7 separate regions of the Mus musculus genome follow, and regions 1, 2, 4, 5, 6 and 7 are each linked to region 3. Evidence: chromatin loops called from intact Hi-C (ENCODE). Cell type or tissue: left cerebral cortex. All regions are shown on one strand. Region 1 holds the start of n-TDgtc4 (a tRNA gene). Region 2 overlaps Ndufs2 (NADH:ubiquinone oxidoreductase core subunit S2). Region 3 holds the start of n-TVcac6 (a tRNA gene). Region 4 has its middle 9.9 kb from the start of Dusp12. Region 5 holds the start of Nit1 (nitrilase 1). Region 6 has its middle 24 kb from the start of Alyref2. Region 7 holds the start of Klhdc9 (kelch domain containing 9).

Evidence for each region. Hi-C counts contacts between places; a loop is a spot of excess contacts. Peaks named below come from ENCODE experiments on the same cell type or tissue, not always from the same donor. Only the 100,000 strongest peaks of a DNase experiment are listed, where the experiment ranks them.
Region 1: it touches region 3 in a loop (4-fold over the local background); 19 of 42 quality-filtered maps call a loop at or near these places.
Region 2: a loop joins it to region 3, with 3.0 times the contacts of the local background. A loop is called at or near these places in 29 of 42 quality-filtered maps.
Region 4: it touches region 3 in a loop (4-fold over the local background); 13 of 42 quality-filtered maps call a loop at or near these places.
Region 5: a loop joins it to region 3, with 4 times the contacts of the local background. A loop is called at or near these places in 10 of 42 quality-filtered maps.
Region 6: a loop joins it to region 3, with 2.1 times the contacts of the local background. A loop is called at or near these places in 8 of 42 quality-filtered maps.
Region 7: a loop joins it to region 3, with 2.9 times the contacts of the local background. A loop is called at or near these places in 8 of 42 quality-filtered maps.

What each region holds. Positions count from the first base shown.
Region 1 is chr1:171,034,939-171,038,938 of GRCm38, reverse strand. It overlaps n-TDgtc4 (a tRNA gene), which reads left to right and starts at 1,839; the gene lies at 1,839-1,910. n-TGtcc2 (a tRNA gene) reads left to right here and starts at 871; the gene lies at 871-942. n-TLcag3 (a tRNA gene) reads right to left here and starts at 325; the gene lies at 243-325. In left cerebral cortex, no CTCF peak of the experiment used is centred here; DNase peaks (open chromatin) are centred at 851, 1,838, 2,138, 3,967 and 1 more place; H3K4me3 peaks cover 2,925 bases; H3K27ac peaks cover 487 bases.
Region 2 is chr1:171,236,548-171,240,547 of GRCm38, reverse strand. Ndufs2 (NADH:ubiquinone oxidoreductase core subunit S2) reads left to right here. Exons shown (of 13, transcript NM_153064.5): 4 at 1,154-1,274; 5 at 1,651-1,838; 6 at 1,956-2,033; 7 at 2,176-2,261; 8 at 2,484-2,603; 9 at 3,279-3,408; 10 at 3,847-3,942. Among named protein-coding and RNA genes, the nearest start is that of Fcer1g, 4.2 kb to the right of the region's middle. In left cerebral cortex, a CTCF peak has its summit at 1,862 (motif pointing right); a DNase peak (open chromatin) is centred at 1,878.
Region 3 is chr1:171,109,408-171,113,407 of GRCm38, reverse strand. n-TVcac6 (a tRNA gene) reads right to left here and starts at 1,965; the gene lies at 1,893-1,965. In left cerebral cortex, a CTCF peak has its summit at 2,256 (motif pointing left); DNase peaks (open chromatin) are centred at 1,430, 1,969 and 2,235; H3K4me3 peaks cover 1,791 bases; H3K27ac peaks cover 1,520 bases.
Region 4 is chr1:170,893,422-170,897,421 of GRCm38, reverse strand. No RefSeq gene overlaps it. Among named protein-coding and RNA genes, the nearest start is that of Dusp12, 9.9 kb to the right of the region's middle. In left cerebral cortex, a CTCF peak has its summit at 1,953 (motif pointing left); a DNase peak (open chromatin) is centred at 1,973.
Region 5 is chr1:171,342,892-171,346,891 of GRCm38, reverse strand. Nit1 (nitrilase 1) reads left to right here and starts at 1,247. Exons shown (of 7, transcript NM_012049.2): 1 at 1,247-1,324; 2 at 1,892-1,978; 3 at 2,353-2,604; 4 at 2,725-2,828; 5 at 3,065-3,198; 6 at 3,329-3,454. The coding sequence starts at 1,323. It overlaps Pfdn2 (prefoldin 2), which reads right to left and starts at 1,217. Exons shown (of 4, transcript NM_011070.4): 1 at 1,106-1,217. The coding sequence starts at 1,180. In left cerebral cortex, no CTCF peak of the experiment used is centred here; DNase peaks (open chromatin) are centred at 729, 1,233, 1,782 and 2,412; H3K4me3 peaks cover 2,045 bases; H3K27ac peaks cover 1,333 bases.
Region 6 is chr1:171,477,400-171,481,399 of GRCm38, reverse strand. No RefSeq gene overlaps it. Among named protein-coding and RNA genes, the nearest start is that of Alyref2, 24 kb to the left of the region's middle. In left cerebral cortex, CTCF peaks have their summits at 857 (motif pointing left) and 2,182 (motif pointing right); DNase peaks (open chromatin) are centred at 2,205 and 3,005; H3K4me3 peaks cover 288 bases.
Region 7 is chr1:171,359,593-171,363,592 of GRCm38, reverse strand. It overlaps Klhdc9 (kelch domain containing 9), which reads left to right and starts at 2,795. Exons shown (of 4, transcript NM_001033039.2): 1 at 2,795-3,458; 2 at 3,692-3,851; 3 at 3,940-4,000. The coding sequence starts at 2,932. In left cerebral cortex, CTCF peaks have their summits at 10 and 2,285 (motif pointing left); DNase peaks (open chromatin) are centred at 1,957, 2,312, 2,710, 3,209 and 1 more place; H3K4me3 peaks cover 2,116 bases; H3K27ac peaks cover 2,562 bases.

The DNA.
Region 1 (4,000 bases), 74 kb after region 3:
CCATAAATAGCAAATTACTTAATTAGAATTGGTGGTGGGGTTAGGCAAGGCGATAGAGAGAGAACCTCATGCTTACAAATGTTTGCTAGCATTGGTTCAGCAACGAAAGAGTTGAGATAATTGTAGTAAATTAAGGGATCTTAGGATGGGAATTATTTTATTTATTTTTTTAATTTTCTTTTTTACCAAAAGATACCAATATGAATTATTCAATTATGATGGGAAAAAAAGGAAAAAGTATTTGTCAGAAGTGGGATTCGAACCCACGCCTCCAGGGGAGACTGCGACCTGAACGCAGCGCCTTAGACCGCTCGGCCATCCTGACACATGGTAGTGTGGCTTTCATACATTTTTATAAGGGCTTTAATACCCTTAAATGGCGATGACGCCGCCATCTGTGATTTCTCCAGATAAAAAGAAACACGAACTCTCCGGGAACGTTTTTGCAAAGCAAAACAAGTGAAAGTAGCGGACAGATCTTTCTTATCTCTTACTTCCGCATCTCTTTAAACCTTCCATCATCCATCTCTTCTGGGACCTTTCGGTTTTCTTTTTATCAGAGGGGCCGAGTCAGGCCGCAGATGATCTCTTAGCGACCAGTTCTCCTCCCCACCGGTCGTTCTAAGTCGCTTATGGAACCGGTGCCGGGTGGACTTTGGGAGCTGCCTGGAGGCGCTGAGCGTTTGCGGAGCCTGGAACCGAGAACGTCAGGCGGTGAACAGGGCGAGAAGCGGAGGAAATATTTCCTTCTGGGTTGACGCCGAATTTTCTCACGGAATCCATTTTTAAATTTGCGGAAAACAGATACAAACATGCTCAGTAAATTTCTTCCTTCTATTAAAGAGACGAAACGAAAGCGGTCGCCGTGCTGCGTTGGTGGTATAGTGGTGAGCATAGCTGCCTTCCAAGCAGTTGACCCGGGTTCGATTCCCGGCCAACGCAAAGTTAAAATTTTTTTTATGCTTTCTAATGAAATCAACCCTAAATTTTCCCGTATTAGGTTCTAAAGGTATTTTCATTTCATCTCTTCTGTTTTGGGTTCTTCTGGAATCCAGGATGTTCTGTCAGAATCTCAACCTTGCACAAACAAGGCTCCGTAACTGAGACGCTCAAATTGTAGCCGTCAGTTACTAAACGTTTGAAACTGACCAGTACGTGTAAAAATCGCATTTTAAAATTTTATTTTAATTGAATTAATTAAAAATAAATAATTAATGGAGCCATTAATGAAAAAATTAAATAAAAATGTAAATGGCTACCCATTTCAGCTACTGAAGAACTTAAAGTAGGAAACAGTCATACGTGTATTTTTGATTTATATATTTTTAATGAACTCTATATAGATACTACTTGTTCTTCCTATTAAAATTTGAGTGTAAAATACATTGCCGACTTTGAAGACCAAGAAAAATAATCTAGTTAATAATTTTTTATATTAATTGCATGTTGAAATAATATTTTGGATGTATTAAATTAAATAGGAGTTATTAAACTTATCACGTCTCTCTTTGTTATTGACTAAATTTGTCCTTCGATAATTTCTCACGTGTATATAAAGGACTTGTTTACGTTCACCTGGAGCCCTCTTGCATTTCCTTCCCACTCCTGTGATTCCTCCTTCCAATCTCTTTTTCACTTTCGTGTTTTCTTGGTTTGCTTTGTGACCGGCGGATTTTAACTGGCAACCTGTTCCTTTCTGCTGTTTAAACTGGCTGTTGGAAATTAGCAGATAGATACATTTTTTTTCATGAAAGCAAAATTTTGATAACATCCAAGGACCATGAATAGCTTACAAATATCTTTCTTGAGCAGCTACTTTAGGGAGCCCATCATGGTTGTCCTCGTTAGTATAGTGGTGAGTATCCCCGCCTGTCACGCGGGAGACCGGGGTTCGATTCCCCGACGGGGAGACTAGTGAGTTTTTAATCCATTTTTTATTTTCTATATTTATATCTTTGATTGATCTTCCAATAAAAGAAGGATAATCACTTTTAAAAATAAAGCTCCGAGTTTATATTTCAAGAACCTCTCTCTAACCAAATTAGTGAAAAAGGTGCAGCAGCTATTCAGTATGCGCAGGTTCTTAACCCTACCTGTATCGAGGCTATGGCACTCTCACGCTTTTTAAAACACTGGGCATCACGACGATTCCCATCTTTGCCGCACCATAGGAAAGTGGCTGGACCAAGTTTTCAAGTCTGAATTCTTTTTCACTGCCACACTGCAATTGTGTAGATTTGGGAAACAGCCATCCCTTCTGGCGATGACAGAGAATAACAAAAATGTCCTATCTGAACCTAGCATGGAAAGAGCACTGGTCTGAAGGTCAGGACAGACCCTTTGCAGCACTAAAGTCCGGAGAAGCCAGTTCGGCGCAAGGAAGGATGTGCACTATATAGTCAAAGAATTTGAATCTCAACTCTTTGACCTCAAATTGTTCAATATTCTAAAACTCCAATTTCAGCATTTGTTTTAATCACTTCATTGTGTTAAGCTATATAACGACACCATAATTATCTTAACAAAATTATTCTGACCATTTATTTATTTCCAGTGGATTTTCCCTGTTTTCTATGGTACAGCTCTCTCCTGTCTGTCTCTGTCTGGCCCCCGCCTCTGTGTTGAGACATTATTTTTGAATGGTTCTTTTGAGTGTAAATGACTATATGTGTAAAAGAACCCCACACATAGTATATATTCATTTTGGAGAAAAAAAAAGATATTTGTTTTCCTACACTATGTATTCCTTTCAGAAAAAAATAGAGAATGAATAAATAAATAAAAGGCACCCCACCCTCATCATGAAGGAAACACCTGTTCTCATTTTGCTCAATATTTCTCTGGCATTTATTCTTCCAGTCCAGGGTCTCTTGCATGCTAGGTGAATGCCCTGTTTTGAGCCGCATCTCCAGTTCTCTCGGGTGTTTTGTGTGTGTGTCTGGGGGCGGGGGGGGGAAATGAGTGGAGCACATTTTGAATATAAAGTTGGGATAAAACTGTGCATGTTGCTTGCTATTGATAAGGCTGCGTCTTAGAGCTGCCTCTGCTTCATAGTGAAGTTGAGAGATTACAGAGACTCTGGCTTCCTCCCTCTGCTCACGCACACGTGGCCTCCCCCACTAGAAACACCTGGCACCTGACTGCCGTATTTGTTACAGCGGTGAACTATACTGACGGCATAAGCACCCACAGAACTGCTCGTTCGGTGTTGTACATTTCACGAGTTCCGATGTTAAAACCAAACCAAACCAAACCAACCAAACAAAAACACCTACATGCCTTTTTACTTAGAATTGTTCTATTTCCACAGTTATTGAATGTTAGCTTAAAACATTCCTTCAATCATTTATTTCATTATATGGCTACATTATAGTTTCTTGACTAAGTCTCTCAGTTTCGAACATTTACATTGCTTCCAGTGTTTTTCTGTCCTCTCTGGTGAGAACACTTGTTAATCTCTGCTCATTGCTTAGTCTTTCCTGGATAACGTTCTCTGGCTGTCCTAAAATACTCCTTAGCACAAGCGCAATTCAGATTCATTCTCTCTCTCTCCCCCCCCCCGCCCCCCCCCAAGTTGACTTTCCCTCCTATGACTCTCCTTTCTGGGACTTACTCCTTCAACTTTCAGCCTTTAGAATATTGTATGAAGACTTAGTATCTGTATTTGCTCTACTATATAAAAACCATTTAGAAAGACACCTAATTAATTAGGTGGTACTTAAGTCCTGGTGTACGCTGTGATTCCTGCTATGCTGGCTTTCTTCGGCAGTTTCTTTCTTTGTTGTTTTTGTTCTTTTTAACTGCTTCTTTTCTTTTCCTTTCTTCTCCCTCCTCCTTCTCTTCGATGGCTGTCACACGCAGCCTGGCAGTGGGCAGGCAGGTGCAGCACTGGAGCAATAGCTGAGAGCTTAGATCCAGATTCACAGACATAACCAGAAGAGAGCTAACTGGGAATGGCCTTTTGAAACGACCTGCAAATGACACTCCTCCCTCAACAAGG
Region 2 (4,000 bases), 130 kb before region 3:
TCAGAGTGACCGGAGGAGGTTTGTGACAGAGTTTGCCGTCGTAGAAGAACTGTGTGACCTAAATAGTTGAAGGTCGGGTTGGAAGGAGTTGGATCTGGAATAGATTCTAAAGGTGGTTTTTGTTTGCTTGTCGGTTGGTTGGTTTTTTTGTTTTGTTTTGTTTTCTTTTCTTTTTCTTTTTCTTACTGTTATGAAGGAAGGCCCTGGGATAAAGGGCTTAGACCCAGCTCTGTGACTTCAGCTCTGTGACTTCCTCCAGGGAGCCAAAGCAGTGGTGGCTTTAGGTCCCAGCTTTCATGGGTTAACTCCTGTAGCATCGTCCTGCGTCACTAGTGACACCAGGACCAGAACAGGCTGTCCCAGGGAGGATTTTAACCCCGCCTTCTTCCTGGAAGCTGGTCCTGACTTAGTAGGCAGCTGGGACTTAGCTTTCTTGACATTCTGGGCTAAAGTTACTATAAACCTGATTCCCTTTCCCCTTCCAAGTCTCGGATTTAAGGGACCAGGAGGAGAAAGAAGTGTAAGGCGCTCTCTGAAAGGCTTCCGTGCTGAAGTCAACTTACACGGGCTTGGAAGGCTGAGGATGCAATTTTAGGAAATGTTATGACTTAGTTGCTGAAGTTACTATTAGAAATTAGATTATACATTCTCTCTCTGTCTCTCTGTCTCTGTCTCTGTCTCTCTTTCTCTGTATATGTGTAGTTTTGCCATTTTGTTTTGAGAGAAAGTTTTACTATGTAGCTCTGGCTATCCTGGAGTTCACTAAGCAGACTAGGCTGGCCTCAAACCCATAGACACAGTTGATCTGTATCCAGAAGATACTGTATGATTTTGGGCTGTGTGTTTCAAGGGTGTGTTTAGTTACATTTTGATAACTTAAAATTTGGCCATGGTAAGAGTATTTTTACAATGGAAATTGTCAACATGATAAATCAAAGTAATGGTAAATCTCCAATCATTTTAGATAGTCGGTTTGTAAACATTTTACGCTAGTCTTAAATCATCATGGTAGTGATTTTGGGGACATTTCATCCTGCTTAGCTGAAGGCTCTAAAGGTAAGCACTAACTTTGAGTGCCTGTCATGAGGAAGGTTTCTAGCAGCAGTGGACTCCTTGGTCTGTTAGATGTGACCTTGATGCCCTGTTTCCCCAGGCCCTTCCATACTTTGACCGGTTGGACTATGTGTCCATGATGTGTAATGAACAGGCCTATTCGATAGCTGTGGAGAAGTTGCTAAACATCCAACCTCCTCCTCGGGCACAGTGGATCCGAGGTATGTTTATTTCTGCTGTCCACTGTCGAACACGGGCATCTTAAGTGCCCTGGACTCAACTGTGATGTTTAGATTCCAGATTCTACCCAGAATGATCTGTACGATGAGCCCTCGGCTCCCACATACTTCTTTCTTTAAAAGAAAAAGAAAAAAAAAACACCCATGATAATATATATTTGTTTATTTACTGTGTGTGCGTAAATGTGAAACAGTATACATCAAGGCGTGTGTGGGGAGGTCAGAGGTCAGCTTCTGGGGAGTCGGTTCCTTCCTACCTACCATGTGGGCTCCAGACTTGTTAGCAAACGCCTTTCTCTGCAGCCGCTGAGCCATCTTTCCAGCCCCTTCCATCACTCCCCGTCTTTCCGTCTCACAGTGCTCTTTGGAGAGATCACACGGATTTTAAACCATATCATGGCTGTCACCACACATGCCCTGGACATCGGTGCCATGACTCCTTTCTTCTGGATGTTTGAAGAAAGAGAGAAGATGTTCGAGTTCTATGAGCGGGTGTCTGGGGCCCGGATGCACGCGGCGTATATCCGACCTGGAGGAGTGCACCAGGTGAGTGAGCTGCTCTCTGGCCTCTCTCCTCTGCCACCACTGGAGGGCAGTGTGGGCTGCCGGAGCTCTGGCCTTTTGAGAAGCGGTGCTGTGACAGGATCACCACTTGGCTTCTAGGACCTACCTCTTGGGCTTCTGGATGACATTTATGAGTTTTCCAAGAACTTCTCTCTTCGGATTGATGAGGTGGAGGAGGTGAGACAGAACTCGACGCGAGAAAGATACCTTTATCTCCCAGAAAGGCTGGTGGGGTTTTAGTACCCAGCAGAGCGTAAGTACAGAGGCGTTTAGAGATTGTCACGAAGAATATCAGCACACTGGACTTGTCCGTCCATAGATGCTGACCAACAATAGAATCTGGCGAAATAGGACAGTCGACATTGGGGTTGTAACAGCGGAAGACGCACTTAACTATGGATTCAGGTAGGAGAGGCCGTAGAGGTACAGCCCGGTGTACAGCCCAGTGTCTTGTTTCAGGTGTGTTTGGTGCTGTCCTCTCCATGCCTGGAGTTTCTGTTCCATAGCCAGATGTGGGGAGGGAGATGGGAGGCATGCATGTCCTCTGTTGTGGGGGGTGGGAGGGAGGTGGGAGGCATGCGTGTCCTTTCTTGCGGAGGACGGTCCTATGCCCATTATGCCCTATAGTGGGGTGATGCTCCGAGGCTCAGGCATCCAGTGGGACTTGCGGAAGACCCAGCCCTATGACGTTTACGACCAGGTGGAGTTTGATGTTCCTATCGGTTCTCGAGGGGACTGCTACGATAGGTAAGATTCGTATCATGGCTCAGCTCTTCATTCCTGCCTGACTTCTCTGAGCTCTGTTTCCTAGTATCTGTAGGAGCCCGTGGAATGTGTTAGACTTGGTAGAGTGTGTCTTTAGCAGTCACAATCCCCAGTGTGCCCCAGTGTGCCCCTCACCACCACATATACCAAATCAGACCGCCAGTTTCTCCCCAACACCCACACCCCCACCCCGTGTGCCTCCATGCTATCTTAGAACTAGTTTGGACTGCATTTGTAGCCGAGAAGGCTGAAGCATAAGCTAGGGATTAGCCTGTCTGGATTGGAGTCCGAAGCCTTCTGACCCAGCGCTTTTCCTGTTTACTGACCCTGAGTAAGATTTGCTGCTGCCGGTCTCTTTGTTTATCTTTCCATTCAACTCCCTTACTCTGCAGTCCAAACTCTGAGTGAGGGTAAGGAGGGAAAGTACAGACCACCTTCTGAAAGAAAAGAGAGAGAGGTGATTTGGAGAAGGACTTACCAGTAGAATCCAGGCACTTCGGGATGTGTATGGGCAACCATGCCAAGCAGAGAGACTGTGCCAGGGGAAACTGAGGACCATTTACTGACCATGTTTCAGGTCTCCCGAGGCTTCCATCCAGACTCCTGCTCACCCCTCGGTCTGCTTTCTCTTGTTCTGAGTCTGTCTCATCATTTCAGGTACCTGTGTCGTGTGGAGGAGATGCGCCAGTCCCTGCGAATCATTGAGCAGTGTCTGAACAAGATGCCTCCCGGGGAGATCAAGGTTGATGACGCCAAAGTGTCCCCACCGAAGCGAGCAGAGATGAAGGTTGGCCTCAGGGGAGGGAAGAGCAGGGGGGTCTTTGCAAGGGGCCGGTAGCCGCGGAGAATGGAGCTCGGATTAAATCCCACTTTTCTGTTTAACTTGCTAAGACTCAGCCTCTCACAGCGAGCGCTCACCGTATATTCCACCTTTACTCTCCCTGACCTACATGTGGGCTGATAGTCTCTCTGAAGGTAGAGATTGCTGTCTCTCAGGGGAAAGCCCAAGGCTAGAGCTTGGATCTGGTTTCCTTCTGTTGTTTGTTTTGTTTAGATAGGGTTTCTCTGTAGAGCCCAGTCTGTACTGGAACTTACTCTGTAGACCAGGCTGGTTTCAAACTCAGAGGTCTGCCTGCTTCTGCCTCCCAAGTGCTGGGATTAAAGGTGTGCACCACCAGCAGCCAGATGGATCTGGTTTCTTGATGCTTCCTTTTCCTTCCTTCAGACGTCCATGGAGTCACTAATTCATCACTTTAAGCTGTATACAGAGGGCTACCAAGTTCCTCCAGGAGCCACATATACTGCCATTGAAGCTCCTAAGGTGAGGGGGGCGGGGGAGGGAGCCTCTGGGTTGTGGGTGGCCAGAGGCAGACAGGGAA
Region 3 (4,000 bases):
AATAGCAACTTTATCTCAAGAAATACATTCATGATGTAGCTTACTCTGCCCTACTTTTATTTTTTATTTTTAATTTAATGTGTATGGTTGTTTTGCCTGCACGTATATGTCTTTGCACCAAACTGAGTGCCTGGTGCTAGGGAGGCCAGAAGAGGGGGTAGGATAGCTTCCCTGTGGGTGCTGACACCCTCTGGAAGGTAGCCAGTGCTCTTAAACACTAGCCCCATCAGGGCTACTTTTTAATGCTTCTAATATCTAAATACTGAGCCACACGGAGGACCAATCTTCTAGCCCACAAACGTTTGTGTGTGGGGGACACACTTTAAACCATATCCAACACAAAGTCCAATAAGAGGCAACCTAATCATGGCTGAATACGTGAATACACTGGGGGGGGGGGAGGAGGTCAAGGTCAGGGTCTGGTTAGACGTTAGTGTATGATTTATGGTGACAGTCAGATTGCAGCTCAGTCTTCATCCATCCTCAATGGAACATCGGATGATGGCCAGACTCACAGTAACAGCACAGTGCTGACTCCCTCCTGACTCCTAGTATGTGGCTTTCACTCTGTGTTCTGGAGTGTCCTGCCTCGAATTTAAGAATAGGCCATCACAGACTTGGCATTAAATAAATATTACAACAACAACAACAAGAGATTATCTATTATCTTGAGTTCAAGGCCAGTCTGGACGACAGTGTGAGAACCTGTGTTCTATATCATCCTTCACTTTTGGATGAGTGAGTTTATTAAGTATATATCGAGCAAAAGTGAGAATTATCCAGGAAGAGTAGCATATGCCTTTAAATCCCAGCACTAGGGAGGCAGAAACAAGAAGATCTCTGGGGATTTTTTTTTTAAGATTTAATTATTTCTTTTATGTATATGAGTACACTGTAGCTGTCTTCAGACACACCAGAAGAGGACATTGGTTTCCATTATAGATGGTTGTGAGCCACCATGTGGTTGCTGGGAATTGAACTCAGGATCTATAGATGAACAGTCAGTGCTTTTAACCACTGAGCCATCATCTCTCCAGCCCCATAGTGAGTCTTAAAAAAAAAAAAAAAAAAAAGGTACTATATTAGGAGTACTGGATGCCCCTCTAGAGGACTAGGTTCCCAGCACCCACATGGCAGCTCCAATGTCTTTAACTCCAGTTTCAGGAGACTCGATGTTCTCTTCTGGTCTCTGCGCACGCTAGATTGCACGTGATGCACATGCATATATGCAGGCAAAACAACCATATGCATTAAAAATAAGTTAAATAAAGGGACTAAGGAAGCGTTGTTGAGGCAGCCAAAGTTCCCAGTCCAAAGTTGGAAGCACGCTGTCCTCCTGGTGAGGTTTCCAAATGAAAGAGCAAGTGGCGTGCGCAGATACGGGCTAGGGAATGCTTGCAGAAGCAGCTACCCTGGAGCTTCCAGCGGGGAGCGCTGGCTTTCTTAGTGAATGCTAGGAGTCTGAACTTAAGTTTTCATGCTTATGAAGCAAGCATAATAATAGAGATGGGAGCTTTGTAAAACAAGATAATCACGGGGTAGCAGGCGGCGGGATAGCTCTCAGTATAGGTTATAAACTCTGGAGAGGAGGAATATGAGGCAATCCCTGCTGAAAAGATCGGAGCCCTTCTCGGGACAGAAGTATGAACTGACGACTCCACAGTGCCTTCTGGAAGAAGCTGAAGGAAGACATAAATACTTGCGGGTCTCTTTGGGAGGACCAGCTCACTGTCGACAGTCTCCCTTCGTTCGTGTAACTTTAGCTGTGCTGATCCAGCCCTCGAAATGGTCCAGGAGACGTGTAATTTGGTCAGATCCGTTTGTAGGTTCTGACTGTAAACTCTTTAGATCTTTTTATAGGATTGAAAAAACAGGTTGAAAAACAAAGTTGCTGTTTCCGCCCGGTTTCGAACCGGGGACCTTTCGCGTGTGAGGCGAACGTGATAACCACTACACTACGGAAACTGGCTGGCAAGCTGACCTATATGAGCTGCACTTGAAGTGAATTGTTTCTTTTCTGGCTCTTAAATTCTATTTAGTCAACCAACAAGCAGGTTCCTCTCTGAAGCTGTTAAATGATTCTCACGCATGGGACTTAGACGGTGCCCCCAAAGAAAACTGCCAGAAAAGTTAAGACTCCGCCGGGGACCCAGAAGCTCGGGGAAGAGCGCCAGCCAGGCTTCCGTAACCAATAGGCGCAGCTTTCCAGATCCTGCGGCGCTCCAGGAGTGCTTGGCTGATGAGTATAGGGCGCCACCTGGCGGCCAGCATGTGCTGTGCCGCGCGACGGGAGAAAAATGGAGCGAGCCAAGGCGGCCTGAAACAATGAAAAAGCACCCTGAACCTAAATGTAAAAGGCATTTCCCAGGCTTCCTCGTTACGTTTTTGTTTGTTTGTTTTTAATGAGTCAAAATGTTTATTTGTTCGTTTCTTGCATCTGAGGTACTCTTCGCTGACATCCCTGGCCGTATTATTTAACCACTGCATGCGACCGCTTTATCGGGTTTCCCACTGAGTCGGTTCTGCAGAGGCCTGCCCGTTGCCCTAGTTTCTCCTCGTCAGCCTTAGGTTGATTTGGGGGCTTAGCACGAAGGTCTTCCTCCAACTCGACATACACAGGCTCTGCACACTTGGGTGCATGCTCCAAGGACGGACTTGGTGCTTGTCTACGGTTTTGGCAGCTTCACGAATTTCAGTGCTAGGCCATGGTGGACGAGAGTGCTCTTCAGACCCTTCTGTAAGGCAGTATTAATGTCTACTGTATCTCCAGGAGCAATGCCTTTCCAGGCCATGGCAACCAAAGAGAATGAGTCCCTTCCACCCCTTAAAAAACAAAAATAAAAATAAAATAGCCATAATACGTAATGGGAGACGTTTGGGCTTTTTGTTTGCGCAGCGTAACTTTTGAGACCAGCAGGTATTTGTGCTGCCCTACATATTATAAAAGTGAAAGTCAGTGGATGAGTAAATTTCATTCTGCTAAGATAGAGGACAAAGGAAATGAGAACTGGAGCTAAGAGTCATGGATGAAGGATGAGGAAGAAAGGCGAGAACCCTGGGGAAGAGCTGACTGTGCGAGGCTGTGTAAAATGTGAAAAGACCTCAGCTATTTCCAAGGGGTGCCCTAGACCAACACCAAAGAATGTATCACATTAAGCCACTTTTAGTAGGATTAGGGGACATACTTTCTCAGGGAATCTGGTCCAAGCACATGCTGATCCCACTCTTTTGGAAACATTTACACTTTAGAAATCAATACAGAGCCCGATGACGGTAGCACATAGCTCTAATCCCAGCACTCAGGAGGCAGGCACAGGCAGATCTTGGAGTTCGCAGTCAGCCTGGTCTACAGAGCAGGTTCTAGGACAGCCAGGGCTACACGGAGAAACAAACAGAAAAAAAAATCACTTAGAAAGATTGGATTGACATATATAGCTTTAATAGGATAGAGGTCCTCTTCAAATGTCCTGTGACTGTCCTCTGAGTCCTACTTATACAACCTCCAGGCAGCACTGTCCTCTCACAGGTCGTTCCTCAGCAAATCATCCGGTGAATCTGCATCACGTGACACAACCAGACATTTCCACTCCCGTCCTCCCGCCCGTCCTCCTGCCCTTCCTTCCATGGACTTGGTCCCTAAGAGTAGGTGTATTTATTTACTCCCTATTCGTTGGGCTTCAGAGAGCAGGCGCATTACAGAGATTTTGATCACACAGGTGGTTTCACCAGCTCCAGCGCTGTCTTCACAGCTGACTCTTCTCAGGTGTCCCAATTAGGAGGTTCAGTCAGTATACTTTAGTTATTAACATACTTTAAGAATGGAGTCCTTCTCAGTTAATTTGGCCAAAGAGAAAAAAGAGAGGCAGAGAAGAGACAGAGGGAAGAGGACACACTTCTATCCAGTAATATACTTTGTTTGTAGGATGAACTACAACGAGTTAAGCAAAAACAAAGCTCTGAAAAGCGTCAAGGTCCAAGACCAGATGGCAGCTCTTCAGTG
Region 4 (4,000 bases), 220 kb after region 3:
ACATGGCAGGCAGACATGGTGGCTTATACCTGGATTCCCAGCGCTTGGGAAGTCACAAGTTTGAGGCCAGCAGAGGCTACATAATGAGTTCTGAGGTTAGAGAAGAAGCTATGTTAAAAAAAAAAAAAACAAACCACAAAACAAACAAAAAGGGAAAAAGAAAAAGAAAACAGAAAGAACAGAACAAAATAGCAGAACTTGACATTTACTGGTACCGAACTCGATACCAGTACACCATTGGCAATTTGCTGAAAATAGAAAGAGGAACTTCACTTTGGTCTGTGATGGAGAGGTGAAGGGACAAAAGAGGGGAAATTTCTTTGCTAATTGCTCGGCAGAGAGGTGCATTTTCAACAAGTTAGTACTTACTGTTAAAGATGAAAATGAAGCAACCAAAATGTGAGAGTGTTGGGTGATGCGTGTCCTTATATGATTAGCCACATTGGATAAAATGGTGCTTTCGAAATATTCAAGCCACCTCACACTGAATGACTTGATCTCTTAGCAAAACTGCTGTTTAGTGCTTATCAAACAGCCAGGTGTCATGTTTCCATCCCTGTGACCCTAGCACTGAGGAGACTGAGGCAGTAGGACTTGGAGATCAGTTGGATCACAGTTTAACACAGCCTGTTAGTTCCCAGACAGCTAGGGTCAGCTCTGTCTCAAAAGAAATGAAGGAAAGGAGACAGAGAGGAGAGGAAGGAAGAGAGAAGCATTATCAAGATTGATAGTGTAACAATGATGCAATAAACAGATAAACAGTGTGTGTGTGTGTGTTTGTGTGTGTGTGTGTGTGTGTGTGTGTGTGTGTGTAGTTCTAAGAAGAGTGTCTTCCCCTGCCCTTAGCTGGCAGAAAGTGAGATCCCACCCAAAAACCAGCATTTCTTTCCTTGAGCTCAGAAAGTTGTTAATTCCGTTCTTTCTTTTTCCTTTCCTTTCTTTTTCTTTCTTTTTCTGGAGGGGGTGGGGATTATTTAGCAGTTTTTTTTCTTTTTTGGTTTCCTAAGACAGAGTTTCTCTGTGTAGCCTTGGCTGTCCTGGGACTCACTTCATAGACCAGGCTGGCTTTGAACTCAAGAGATCCTCCTGCCTCTGCCTCCTGAATGCTTGAGGTAACAGCCATGCCACCGCCACTACCTGGCATTATCTAGCATTTTAATGAAAGAATATTGGACAAGAGTAATTGTTAAAGTTCGATAAAAGAGAAGCTGTGGTTCAGCTCTGCACCATTCCATGTGCATACCATTGCTTAACAGGTTATGAATACCCATCATATACTGACACTTATTAGGACGTTATTTTCAAATACATCTTTTAATTACCTATTTATGGTATGGAATAAGATTGATTTATTCTTATATTTTATTATTTAAAATCATTTTTAAAATTAAATTATTTTGATCAGACTCTTCCCCTCCCCTAAATCCTTCTAGCTCCCCTCTCTCTCCCTACCTACCCAACCTTAAGTTCTTAAAAACAACAACAAAGCTGGGCGTGGTGGCGCACGCCTTTACTCCCAGCACTCGGGAGGCAGAGGCAGGCGGATTTCTGAGTTCGAGTTCCAAGACAGCCAGGGCTCTACAGAGAAACTCTGTCTCGAAAAAACAAAAACAAAAACAACAACAACAACAAAAACCCAATACAACAACCCCCCAGAAACCAAGAAAACAAAATTAGCACACACATCCAAAAGCAAAACAAAAGTCTTTGGCTAAATAAAAACATACACACACAAAAAAAAACCTGGACTCCATTGTTTGTTGGTCAACATGAGACCAGTCCTGGAGTGACTGATATATCCAGTGTCACTCCACTGTTGTTAACCTTTAACTAGCAGGTAGGTTTTCATTCATTTAAAAATGTATAACAAAATTAAATATAGTAAGATTAAAAAAATAGCTATCACATCTAAGTTGAAGGAAAGTGATATCTTGCATAAAGGTGAATGGCGCCATCTAGTGTCTAAAAGTACAAAGAGAGATGCTATTAAAATCAGCTCCAAGAAGTCAATGCCAGGCTCCGGGAGTATTCAACCTAAATATGTATATTAGCTCCATTCTTGAAGGACCTTATGTTAGACCTCACAGGCAGTCCACATATTCAGGAATGAGCTCAAACTAGATCTAGCCAGATTTTTGGTGGTTAGAAAAAAGCCAGCATTTCTCAGGAACTGTCAAACTGGTTCCCTTATGCCAGAGGAGCCATTTCCCTTACCTCAGTCAGAAGGAACTGCGGCTCCACTGACCTACACATGTGGCTGCACTCAGGATCGCTCAGTCTCTACCCACAAGTACTCACTATACATTTCAAGGTCCAGCTAGCATCCCGGCCCTTCTCAGATTTCTGCTCTTTTTGTACCCCCTGTCCCCAGCTATTCTCTAATTCTACCTCCCCCCTCCTCCAACACCTACTGCCCCCATCTCTCAACTATTCTGTCTCCTGCTATTTTCTCTTCTCTTCCAGTTGCTGAATGAATATTTTGTATTTTTTCTTTCTTATGCATAACACACCCTTCCCCTTTACCATACGATGGGGCAGCCATTCCACCAGTGTCTTTCCTGCGCCCCCTCACTTACACCTTACACTTGTTCTAAGGAGTTGTGGAAAGTCTGCTTTCAGCTGGGTGTGGCACTACACATCTGCAACCCTAGCTTGTGGAGGCAGAAGGATCAGAAGTTCAAGGTCATTGACGTCAACATATCTAGTTGGAGGCCGGAGAACAGACTCATGAAACTATGTCTCAAACAAATGAGAGGGGAGAGGAGAGAAACTCTGTAATCAGGTCTGAACAAACTAGAAAATACTAAACATGCTCTACCACTACTAAAAGGACGACTACTTTTAAAAACAGTGAGTTTTAAAACCCACACAAGGGCTGGAAAGATGGCTCAGTGTTGATTAGTTGTTGGTCTTCTAGAGCACTCAAATTTGGTTCCTAGCACCCACATTAGGCAGCTCACATGGCCCACAACTCCAGCCGTAGGGAAACTTACTCCCTCTTCTTGGAGAGCATACACACACACACACACACACACACACACACACACACACACACACACACACACACATACAGACATACACATGCACACATAAATAAATATTTGTTAAACCCATATAATAGAAAATGTTCTCTTTTGATGACTTTAAAGTGTAAGGTTCAGATTTTTAGAGCATTTCATTTTGTGAATCTGAAACTCTATACCATTCAGATAACAATTCCCAATTTCCTCCTAGCCTCGACCCTCGTGCTCTCTTTTACCCAGATTGGCTCAAACTCACTGTGATCCTGCTGCCTCAGCTTCCTGAGTGCAAGGATTGCAGGCATGCACCATTAGGATTGGCTTGGTCCAATTATTTTCAACAAAGTAATTATTTTAATGCTCACCGAACTATGTCAGAATTTCCTCTTTTCTATATCAGAATAATTGTGTGCATGTGAACATCTGTCTGTCTATCCTCTGTCTATCTATCTATCTATCTATCTATCTATCTATCTATCTATCTATCTATCTATCTATCTACCTGCCTGTTGAATTACCTGTTAATTTGCTAGTGGCCATTGCCTCTACTTTTTAGCAATGATGAATGATTTAAATACTATGAGTATTAAAGTATTTCTTTGAGGCTCTACCTTCAATTCTGCGTTGGATTCTAATTTCATTTTTAATTTTGTTCCATTTTCCACAGAGGCTCATCATTTTACGTTGCCTGCAACAATGCAGAACAGTTCAGTTTCTTCATGCCCTCATCATTTATTGTCTCTTATCGTAGCTGATCTCATATATGGGATCTTATCTTGTCACAGTTGGAGGTTTTCCTAGTGATTAGCAACGCTGAGTATCTTTCACGGCCTTTACTGCCTTCAGTGTATTTTCTTTGGAGAAATATCCTTCAAACCTTGAACTTCTGATCCTTCTGCCTCCACGTGCCAGGATTGCAGATGTGGTGCCACACCCAGCTGAAAGCAGACTTTCTTTCCTCAACTCCTTAAATAACTTAA
Region 5 (4,000 bases), 230 kb before region 3:
TTTTACCTGTAGGAATTGTTCAACAACCAACTGACAAATGTACCTATGATTAAAATTACTCTTCTGGGGCTGGTGAGATGGCTCAGCTGTTAAGAGCACCGACTGCTCTTCCAAAGTTCAAATCCCAGCAACCACATGGTGGCTCACAACCATCCGTAATGAGATCGGACTCCATCTTCTGGAGTGTCTGAAGACAGCTACAGTGTACTCACACATGAAAGAAAGAAAGAAAGAAAGAAAGAAAGAAAGAAAGAAAGAAAGAAAGAAAGAGAGAGAGAGAGAGAGAGAGAGAGAGAGAGAGAGAGAGAGAGAGAGAGAGAAAGAGAGAAAGAGAGAAAGAGAAAGAGAGAGGGGGTGGGGGGTGGGTTCTGCCCTCTTCCGAAGTCAATCTTTGCAAAGAGAGCACACCGAGCAAGCTCGAGGCCAGCGTAGGCCACTTAGTAAGACCGTGTCTCAAAGACGAAATAATCCGAGCCTTTAATCGCAGTATGTGGGAGGCAGAGGCAAGCGGATCTTCCAGGCCAGTTTGGTCTACAAAGTGAATTCCGGAAAAGCCAAGGCCGGACCCGACCCTATAGCAACCCTCATCCCCACCTCCAAGACAAAACAAACAAACAAACAAACCACAGACTCCTTAGTCAAAATAATTTACGGAACACTAAACTGCTCAGAGTCTGAGTCACGTGGCTCTGCAGCGTGTTGGTGATGGTGAACACGGTTTTTGAGCCATGAACTACATAAGCCACTCACTGACTAAGAACAGCTTGGAATTCGTTACTAGATGCCACGCCAAACACCATACGCTCTTTAGGGTACCTCGGAGAGGGGGCAAACTACGATCCATCTTCTCAGAGACCTGGCCAACCCTCCCAGACCCTGCAGCTCAGGGCTTTCTCCCTTGACTACCCACCCACACCGCGGGCGTGCCTCTCCCCTACCTACCCAGGCTCTAGAAAGGTTCGTGATCACCTCCAGAGACCCCCTCTCCCCCGTGCGTGCCCATGGAGACCGTGGAAAGGACTAAAGGCCCCTTCGAGCCACAAATCTTATCTTCTACACGAATTCGACACCGCCCCGGGTGCCTTGTGCGCTCGCGGCTCCTCACCTGTTCCGCCGACACCGCCCCCTTCCCCGCGCCGCTCCCGCCGCTCTTGCCCACACGACCGCTGCTGTCCGCCATCTTCCCCACCTGCAAGCTTTCCGGCCTGCGCACTCTCACTGCGTCACATCCGGCCGGGGGGTTACCGCCCACTTGCTCCTGCGCTCCTGGCTCCTGGCAGCTCTTGAGATCCGACCCCGTGAATGGTTTTGGCTGTGTCTTCATGTAGGACCTACTCCCAAACCCTGCCCGCTGCGGTGAATTCCACCTGCGATGCTTTAACTTGTGCAACAGAGATTCTTGCCCGGGGGGGAGAGGCGGGGAAGGACGCGCTAATCAGAGGGCGGGGGCTCGGGTTGGGATCTGGTCCTGTACCCATCTACCCACCATGAGATGGTGGAGATCTAGGGAGGGTGAACTTTCCTTCTGAGATTCGGGTATAAGGGGAAAGATACGTGTTGAGTCTATAAAGCTGTGCAGGTGGCACAGCCGAGAAGAGAATTGGGGAAACGAGGAAGGTTCCATGAGATGACTTGAACTGCGGAAACGTTTGGCAAAGGAAAAAGGGCTTCAGTTTTAATGTGAGATCACTGGAAGTTGAGGTATTAAGGCACCGATCATAGTCGCCTCTCCCATTTTCCCATTTTATATCTTTTCCTAGCTACTAGTAGTAAAAAGTATTTTCGAAGCCTTGGGGGAGGGGATTACTGGCCAGGCCTGGAAATGGCAGAGAATTCTAGAAACTTACGGCTTGAAAGAGGGTTAGGTGTCCTGATTTCTCACCTTCTTCAGGCTGGGCTTCATCACCAGGCCTCCTCACCAACTCCTGTGTACCGGATACCGATTACTTCGAACCCCAGTACTTTGTACTCAGCCCAGGTAACATATTTCGTAATGTTCTCTCTCTGGCGCATAGCTGCTTAGTTCGTGTTTATTAACTTCATAGTGGGAGACAAAGATATCTCCAAACATGTAATGAGTGAACTCCAGTAGCTCTAGGGTTATTATGCTCTGTAAGAATGAAAACAAGTTGCTGGGGTCACCTGTAATGCCAGCACTCGAAAAAAAGGAGGATCAACCAGGAGTTTAAGGTCATCCCCAGTTACATAGAAAGGCCTGTCTGGGCTACAAAAGACCGTGTCTCAAAAAAGAAAAAAGTCAAAAGAAAATAAAGTTTCTGGCTCCACCCCCACTTGAGCCTCTGAGTTTCTCCTAGATAGAAAATCTGAGGATACTGCCTGTGTCATTCACAGGCCCAGAACCATGTCCTCATCAACTTCCTGGGAGCTGCCCCTGGTGGCTGTGTGCCAGGTAACATCAACACCAAACAAGCAAGAGAACTTTAAAACATGTGCTGAGTTGGTTCAAGAGGCTGCCAGACTGGGTGCTTGCCTGGCCTTTCTGCCTGAGGCATTTGACTTTATTGCACGAAACCCTGCCGAGACATTACTCCTGTCCGAACCACTGAATGGGGATCTTTTGGGCCAATATAGCCAGCTTGCCAGGTACAAGGGTAGGGTTTGGGGGGGGGGGGGTTGTGTGTGTAGAACTCCCTGTTGAGCAGTGTTCCTGGATTGCCACAGAGGGGGTAGAGTTGTGTGTGTCGTGTCCCCCCCCCCCCCCAGGGAATGTGGAATCTGGCTGTCCTTGGGCGGTTTCCACGAGCGTGGCCAAGACTGGGAGCAGAATCAGAAAATCTACAATTGTCATGTGCTTTTGAACAGCAAGGGTGAGACGTCATAGCCCTTAGTTTGCCTCTTCCCAGGCTTCTCTACCTTTCCTCAACTCAGATCTTCAGCATTTCTTTCTCAACTGCTTGGCCTTGGGGTTTTATGCTTCTGTTCTCAGCCTACAAGTTACTCTTTGGGAGAAGAGCTAAGCTGGACTTGTAGAGTGTCTGTACTGAGTATTTTCTCTCTCTCTCTCTCTCTCTCTCTCTCTCTCTCTCTCTCTCTCTCTCTCTAGGATCAGTAGTGGCCAGTTACAGGAAGACACATCTGTGCGATGTAGAGATCCCAGGTCAGGGGCCGATGAGAGAAAGCAACTATACCAAGCCTGGAGGCACTCTTGAGCCACCTGTCAAGACACCGGCTGGCAAGGTGGGAGTTTGGAAAGGAAATGGGACTATGTTGAAAAGTGGTAACACCCCCCATTGGTGCAGGCTAATGAAGGCACTCAGTGTTCTGTTGAATGGGACAGGGAAGATGAGTGGGTTGTTTCTCATTTCAGGTTGGTCTAGCAATCTGTTATGACATGCGGTTCCCTGAACTTTCTTTGAAATTGGCTCAAGCTGGGGCAGAAATACTTACTTATCCTTCAGCCTTTGGATCTGTTACAGGTCCAGCCCACTGGGAGGTAAGAGAATGCCTCTTCATAACATATAGGCCTCCTTTAACCTTACTTTTAGTAGTGGGAGCAGAGTGGTACAAACCTAAATCCAAGCACTTCAGTGGATAGCCACAGGTTCAAAGCCAGCATGCCTTGACTAAAAAAGAAAACAAAATAGAAGCTGGGCAGTGGGGGTGCACACCTTTAATCCCAGCACTCAGGAGGCAGAAGCAGGTGGATCTCTGAGTTTGAGGCCAGCCTGGTCTACAGAGTGGGTTCCAGGACAGCCAGGGCTACACAGAGAAACCCTGTCTCAAAAACAAAAAAGCAACCCACACCTTCAAAGAGTGGGGCATGGTGGTGCATGCTCTTCATCTCAGCACTGTGAGGCAAAGGCAGGCAGATCTCTGTGGGTCTAAGCCAGCCAGGGTTACACAGGGAGACCTTATCTCAAAAGTACAAAACACAAACACTCCTCCTTTCTACTTGATTTTCTTCCTTTTCATCTGGTGAGGAAATTCATTTCTTAGCTAGGTGTGAGTCATGTTAAAGAGTTAGTTATTAACTCTAGTT
Region 6 (4,000 bases), 370 kb before region 3:
GAAACTGAGGTGGGACTTTCCAGAAACTGTTGCTAGTTTCGCTTTATCTGAGTACCATCTGTTTTTGGCCCTGAGCCGGGGCCCAGGTGCTCGACCACAGATATCCTGTTTGGCCCCTGTCCTAGTTTTGTTCAGCCTTATTTTTTAACTAAACTTTCTTGTGGCTTTTGAGAACTCAGCTCTGGTACTTTTTCATGCCTTGCAAAATGGCGTTACTGCAGCTAGCTTGCTAAGCCTTATGGTGGGGTCTTTCATCACCACTGCCTGGCCTTCTCCATGAACATCATAGTTGACCTCAACTTCCTAGGGCTTTTTCCTGTCATATTATATAATATATATGTGTGTGTGTGTGTGATTTATTTATGTGTATGGGTGTTTTGCATTCATGCATATATGTGAACCATGGAGGCCAGAGGACATCAGATCCCTTGGAGCTACAGTAACAGGTTACAGATAGTTGTGAGCTGCTATAGAGATGCTGGAAATCGAACCCTGGTCCTTGGGAAGAGCAGCCAGTGCTCATGACCACTGAGCCATGTCTCTAGCCCCCTGGCCAGCTATTAGATCAACTTATTTTCCCCGAGCTTCTTCAGTGTGTCCAGGTGGGGGAATCTATTACTGGGACTCATTACACTGCTGCTGGATGCACCCAGAGAACCTGGAAGAAAGAGTGGACTTAGACCTAAGTTCTCAAGAAGCCTGTATTCTGGTGCTGGAGAGATGGCTCTTCAGTTAAGAGCACTGACTGCTCTTCCAAAGGTCCTGAGTTCAATCCCCAGCAACCACATGGTGGCTCACAACCATCTACAATGGGATCTGATGCCCTCTTCTGGTGTTTCTGAAGAGAGCAACGGTGAACATAAAATAAATAATTCATAAATACATAAAATAAATAATTAGTTATTCTGGGAGATGTGGCTCTCCACTCTTTCCAAAAACTCTTGAGACCTGTGCTGATTACTATACCCACATAACCTCGTATAGAATGGCAGCAGAGAGTTTTCTGGTCTTTGATTATCAAGTTTCAATAACCAGAGAGAAACTTTTTTAAAAAGAAGAGAAAACAAATATATAGTTTATCTCTATTGTCCAAACTAAAACAACTCATCTTTCTGCACCCTTCTACCGAGTGCTGGGGTCCCCAGCAGGCACCACCGTACCTAGCTGTTATTCTCCTTTTATTTAATAATCATATACCCCCCAAATCATAAATATTTTAATGTTTCTACGTGTTCTCCATAATTATTGTTCAATAACTGGATAAGTCTCCATCGGTCTCCACATTCTGGTTTAACAATCTGCGTATTGTGCAGAGCTTGGTTTCCTTCCAGCTCGTTACTTTACGGATCACGCTACAATGAATGCCTTTCACGTGGATCTACATACGTCCCTTGCTTTGTTTAATTGTCTCCTTGGGGCTTGTTCCCACGAGAGACATCACTGCATTTCAGGGTGTGAACAATTTTATGGCCACTGACACAAGCTGTTCTAATGGGTCCCAAATAGGTTGTGACTACTTACTAGCCCGCTCACAGGCAGAGTCCCCCCAGAACTTAACACCTTCAACACCAGCAGAGTCCCCTCCAAAACTTAACACCTTCAAGATAAAGGTACACTATTCCCCGGTTTTTTGTTTGAGTTGGGATGGGTGAAGTTTAGCGATGTAGTTCTGGGGACTTTTCATTGTTGTTTTGTTGAATATTAACACCGGAAAAAGTGGACTCTCAGTTTAAATGCCATTTAATTGTGATTCTTTGCCTTCTTTCTGCATTTACTACGGATAAGTAGGACTCAGGTTCACAGGGTGATTCCGAAAGCTAAACTACCACGGATCCCTAAACTGCTGCAGGCCAGCACAACCTAGCAAGATTTTTGTCTTGTTTTGTTTTGTTTTTTTCAAGTCAGAGTTTCTTTCTTTGTGTAGTCTTGGCTGTCCAGGCTGGTCTCAAAGTCTCAGAGACCCTCCTGCCCCTGCCTTCTGAGTGCTGGGATTAAAGGTGTATAATCTTTATGCATCACCCTGTATAATAATTTTAAAACTACCATATTGTTATAAAGAACAGTAGGAACACACAGACACACATATGCAGATCATTAAAATCCATTAAACACTTTTAAATTTTATATATCTGAATGTTTTGCCTACAAGTATGGACATGGACCTTGTACATGTAGTGCCTGCAGAGGCCAGAAGAGGGCATCAGATCCCCTGGAACTGCAGTAACAACAGATGGAGAATACTCCAAAGAACAGCAAGTGCTCTTAATCACTGAGCGAGCCATCTCTAACTAAGTGGTTTAAATTGCAGACATTTAGGAGCTGGCTAGGTGGCTGAGTGAGTGGGTAAAGCTCAGAAAATTTGACTACCTTAGGTCAAGCCCCAGAGCCTAAGTAAAGGTCGTGGATCCTCTAATACCTTGTAAGAATTCCCCCGAGTGTTTGAACACTTGTGAGTGCATGCACGCAGACACTTTTTTTGTTTGTTTGTTTGTTTTGTTTTGTTTTTTTGTTTTTCGAACCAGGGTTTCTCTGTATAGCCCTGACTGCCCTGGAACTCACGCTGTAGACCAGGCTGGCCTCGAACTCAGAAATCCACCTGCCTCTGCCTCCGGATTAAAGAGATTAAAGGCGTGCGCCACCACGCCCAGCTACTTTTTTTTTTTTTAAAGACAGTTCAAGGCTAACCTCTACAACAGACCAAGTTCAAGGCCTGAGCCAGAGAAAATCTTTCCTCAAAACAAAATAAACCCAACACTCCAGAGGCAGAGATCCCCGTGAGTTCAAAGCCAGGCAGAGCTACATAGTGAACCCTGTATGGGAAGAAGAAAAAAAAAAAGGAGAGAGCACAAGATATTAAGCGGGGAGGGGAGGAGAGGGATCCTCTCTACAGCAGCTTCCTTAAGCACATTCCATAACGTCAACATCAAGTTTAAAAAGGTATGCCTGTGTGCGCATGCGTGTCCACGATCACCGCCCACCTTTGTGGCGTCCGCTCTCTCCTGCCTGCTTCTGGGTTCTGAGGATCAGTCTCGGGTGCTCATGACCCATTGAGCCATCTCAAAGGCCCTAAGTAAGGCTTCGCACAATCCCTTCTCTCTGTTTTCTCTCCTCGTCCACAGATAATTAGCCAACAGCCCTGCCTAGCAGGCAGGGCTGCCTCCACCCTCCCGTGCCCCGCCCCACCCTGCAACGCACAGGGCGCTGCCTTGCCTGAATTGAGTAAACTTCCCTTCCGGTTCAGACCTCTCTCTCCTCTGTACCTCAGAACCGGTCTGTCCGGGTTCTACTCTCAGGTGGTAGAATGAAGATCTCAGAAATGCTGGTGGAACTGGCCGAGACTGGGTGCACCGTGTGACTGGAAGAATAACAGTAACGCCCTTACACACGTACACACACACACAGAAACGCACCTGTACACATGCACACACATATGCACACGGGCAAGCACACACACACTCACGCAGTACCCCAGCACACACCACTTCCAGGGTTTCCCAGCTCAGGCCCAAGACTCCCTCTTTGCTATTTCACCTGAGCTAACAGGTAGAACCAGGACACATGATAAACATACATTAGAATCTAAAAGTAAAACAAAACAAACAAGCAAACAAACAAACAAAAACACGAAACTCTCAAGCGCCCATATGCTATGTCCAAATCAATGGGGTGCTTGGCTGGACCCTAAACTTTTTGCTTTCATTAATTGCCCATTGGGCCACTGTAGAGACAAACTAGAGGAGGCCTCAGAAAGCACTGTGAGAAGTAAGGCCCTCAAATTTGCGTTCAGAAAAATCACATCTGGATGCTTCCTCTGGGACAGAATGCTGCTGCTGCTGCTGCTGCTGCTGCTGCTGCTGCTGCTGCTGCTGCTGCTGCTGCCCCTGCATCTCTCCCAGGTCCCAAAGACACATTCCCCCAAGGAGAGGAGTGGTCAAAAACTGTGGTAGAAAAGAATTTGTGTTTTAGCTCAAGGTCTACATCCTTTGCTCGAGGCTGCTAG
Region 7 (4,000 bases), 250 kb before region 3:
CTGGAAGAGCAGTCAGCGCTCTTAACCTCTGAGCCATCTCGCCAGTCCGATCTCAGGCCTTTTAACTCTCTCTAGCTGTACTGGATGCTGGAAGCTGATGGCACCTGGAAACAACACTCTCTCACTCGTTCTGTGGCTGAAAACCATTGGCTTCTTTTCCTTTTAACTCTCTATGCTTCATTTTTATTTTATAATTCTCTGTGCTCTATTAAACTGCATAACTGTTTTTTATTTAACACTGGAGACTTAACTTTCTTTACTGCTCTGTGTTTTAATAAGTGCTGGAAACTTGACTCTTATTACCTCTTTATTACTGTCTGGGCTTCCATAAGCACTAAAATTTAATTGTTTTAGTTTCAGTTCTGCAGCTTTGTTTGACACGCAGCAGGTTAACTCTGATCCACAGTAGCCATCTATAGATTTTTGAATGTGGTAACAGGCACATAAGTTGCCAATGTGGAGAGCTTGTTTTCTGGACAAACATACTTAGATGCGATACGGAACACTCCTCATTCCCTTGGCCCAGGCAGCTTTATTGAGCCTGGTGTCAATGCGTACATCTGGTGTTCCTTTATGCCCATGAAAGTCCCATTTGCCTTTATGGCAAATTTCTGGATTTCTTTGAGTGCTCCAGGAGCACACTTCTTGAAGCCCATTCCATGGTATTCTCGGGAAACCACCTTGTTGGTGGCCAAACGGTCCTTCTTGCCATCCTTCTCTGCTGGAGCCATTCCACCAGCCCAAGTTGGAAAAGCTAAAATTTAATTTTTTAAAAAAAGATTTATTTATTTTATGTATGTGAGTACACTGTAGCTGTACAGATGGTTGTGAGCCTTCATGTGGTTCTTGGGAATTGAATTTTTAGGATCTTTGCTCGCCCAGGCCCAACGATTTATTTATTAATTTATTTTTTTATTTTATTTATTTATTTATTTATATATATATATATTTTTTGGTTTTTCGAGACAGGGTTTCTCTGTATAGTCTTGGCTGTCCTGGAACTCACTTTGTAGACCAGGCTGGCCTCGAACTCAGAAATCCACCTGTCTCTGCCTCCCAAGTGCTGGGATTAAAATCGTGCGCACCACTGCCCGGCCAAAATTTAATTCTTTATTGACTCTTTATTACTGTTCTGTGCTTAAATAAGCACTGAAAACACTCAAGTCTTTATTCTTAAATAAATGCTAAGGAAACTTAACTATTTATCTCTCTTATTATTTGTGCTCCCGAGTGCTGGGATTAAAGGTGTGTGCCACCACCGCACGGTTGTGTCCAGCTATTTTTGTGTGAGTTCTGGAAATGGAACTCAGGTCCCGGGACTTGCATTACTGAGATGCTGTCCAAGCCTTTGTGTGTGTTTGTTTTTAATTTATTTTATGTGCATTTACCGGTATGAGGGTGTCAGATTCCCTGGAACTAGAATTACAGACAGTTGGGAGCTGCTGTGCTGGGAGTTGAACCTGGGTCCTTTGGAAGAGCAGCCAGTGCTCTTAACCACTGAACCTTCTCTCCAGCCCCCAGGCTCAATTCTTTACTCCATGTGTGCACACCCTCCCCACGTAGTTCTCTCTCAAGATCTAATTGGGACCAGGAGGGAAAAGGCCCAGTGTGAGCCTGCGCCTCAGAATCACGTGATCATTCCCACTGAAACCTTGGACATTATCCGTGGTCTGGTTGGGAGCAAGTTCATGTTTAGAAACCAAAGGCCCAAGTGACAGCCATCCTTCCCACTCAAAGCCCAGCCTGGGGGACAAAGATCCTATTTCGGCTCCACCCCAGCTGGAGCGACAAGTAGAAATCTGCATTTCCTCCTACAGCAGAAACCAGTCAGCCTGCCTTGATCCCAGTCAGCCTGCCTTGATCCGAGCCTCTTCGTTCTGCATTGAGTCCTGCGAGGGCAGAGTTAGGCCTTCAGTAACCCAGCTTGACTAAAAGGAAGAGAGCAGGGAGGGGCAGGAGTCCGTGTCTCTCTCCTCCCCATCTCACCCCCACCCACCTTCTAAGGTTGGGCAGCTTCTGCCCAGGATCTTATCAGGGGAAACTCCCTGCCCTTAATCCTGAGTTCCACGGTGCCTCCATTTAATGTGTTATATTATTCTAATGAGTCAAGATGAAATAATTATTCATCCTAGGACTAAGTAGTGAAAAACTGTCCAAGATATGCCTAACCTATTTTTCCTCTCCCACTTCATCCACCCTAACTCATCTCTTTCTCCCTTGTCCCTTCTTAGCACCTTTCTCTCCTGTCGCTTCTCTCACTGAGACTGGACTCTACTGCCCTCCAGTGGCTAGAGCAGAGAGAACTCTCCCATCCATTCAGCACCTTCAAGAATTTTTATCACAAACAACCCATTTTATAAATAGGATCGCGGAATAAGTCTACTCAAGTCTCTGAATCCCAAGCAACGTAGTCCAAGTTCAACCTTTGATTTCTGACTTGTTTCCTTCCTACCTCATCCCTAGAGAAGATTCCAAGTTGGAAACCGTGCAGCAAAAAATAAAGAAAAAGACACGGCCTCCACGCATCCTACCACCAACACCTTCCTCAAACGTCATAATTACAGGCTAGTTAGCGGCTATTGGGTTCGTCTAACGAACTGCCGGTTTCTAGCCTTTCGGAGCCCAAATCCTTTAGGATATTTACTGGCTTCCCCACATCTCGTTCCCCTGACGACATCACTGTAAGATCGCGGTAGCTTAACCAGGTCTCTTGTTTCCAAGGTAACAGGCGCTTTGCGACCTTCAGTTTGCAGCGGTCGCACTGTAGTCCCTGCAGTGGTTGCTGGGCGACGGCGGTGGAGAGAAGGGGTGGTTTGGGTGAAGACCTGTGCTGTTATTGGAGGGGAAGCTAGTCTATGCTTGGAAGTGCTGGGCCCTTCGTGAAGGAGTGCGACCCGAAGTGACCGAGCTGCTCTCCCCTTCCCTTGGCCCATGGCTGGGGTGCAGACCCTCGGTCGAGCAAGAGGCTCAACCTGGACCTGGAGGCCAGTGGCGCGAGACGTGCTTCTGGCTCGTGCCTTCCATTCATGCACGGAACTGGAAGGACGGTTCTATCTGGTAGGGGGTCTCCTAGAAGGTGGTGCAAGAGTGCCCAGCAACGACACTGTGATCTTTGACCCAGCTGTAGGCCAAGCGGTGCGACTGGTAGCCCGAGGTAGTCCCCTTCGCAGCCACCACGACGCGGCACTGGTGGGAGGTCGTTGGCTCTGCGTGGTGGGTGGCTGGGACGGGTCACGTCGCTTATCCACGGTGGCCGCGCTGGACACGGAGAGAGAGGTGTGGGAAGCATGGGCTGCGAACCCTGGCAACTGCCCTCCTGCTGGCCTCAGCAGCCACACCTGCACTCGCCTCTCAGACGGGGAGCTGCGAGTGTCTGGCAGAGAGGGTGGTACCCACACTCAGCGACGCTACGGAAGCATCTACACGTTAAAGTTGGACCACAGGACCCGAACTTATTGGTACTGCAACTTTGCCCCCAAACGTTCGTTTGTTTTCTCTATATTCTAGAAAAAACAAAACCTAAATAAACTTATTGGTAGTCTATCCATAGCACCTTCTGTCTTGGAATCCAAGATTGCTTAACTCTATCTGCCCCAAGCCTGATTTTCTTTTTCACTAGAGCTCTCTGGCAAAGAACACTTGAATCTTTTCAGAAAACCAAACTCAGGCCCGATTTTCTGTGTACCAACAGCTACAAAGAAGAAGGCTGCCACACAACCTCACGATCAGGCCACTGTGCTGCCCTGCTGCCAACTGCTGGGCCGCACCCGGGTCATCAGCTTTTGCTCTTTGGGGGCTGCAACTCAGTTGGACCGGAGGTAGCAGGGCAATGGAGCCCTGGGAAAATCAAGGTATTAGCTACTCACATAAAGTAGAAAAGGACTAAAACTTCAATAAGCAAACCCTTCAGACAACCCCTTCTTGTTTTTCTCGCCCAAGGAGGAACAACCAGTTGCCCCTCATTTGAGGGAACAGCTTGCAAGGCTTGTGAGCAGTGGGC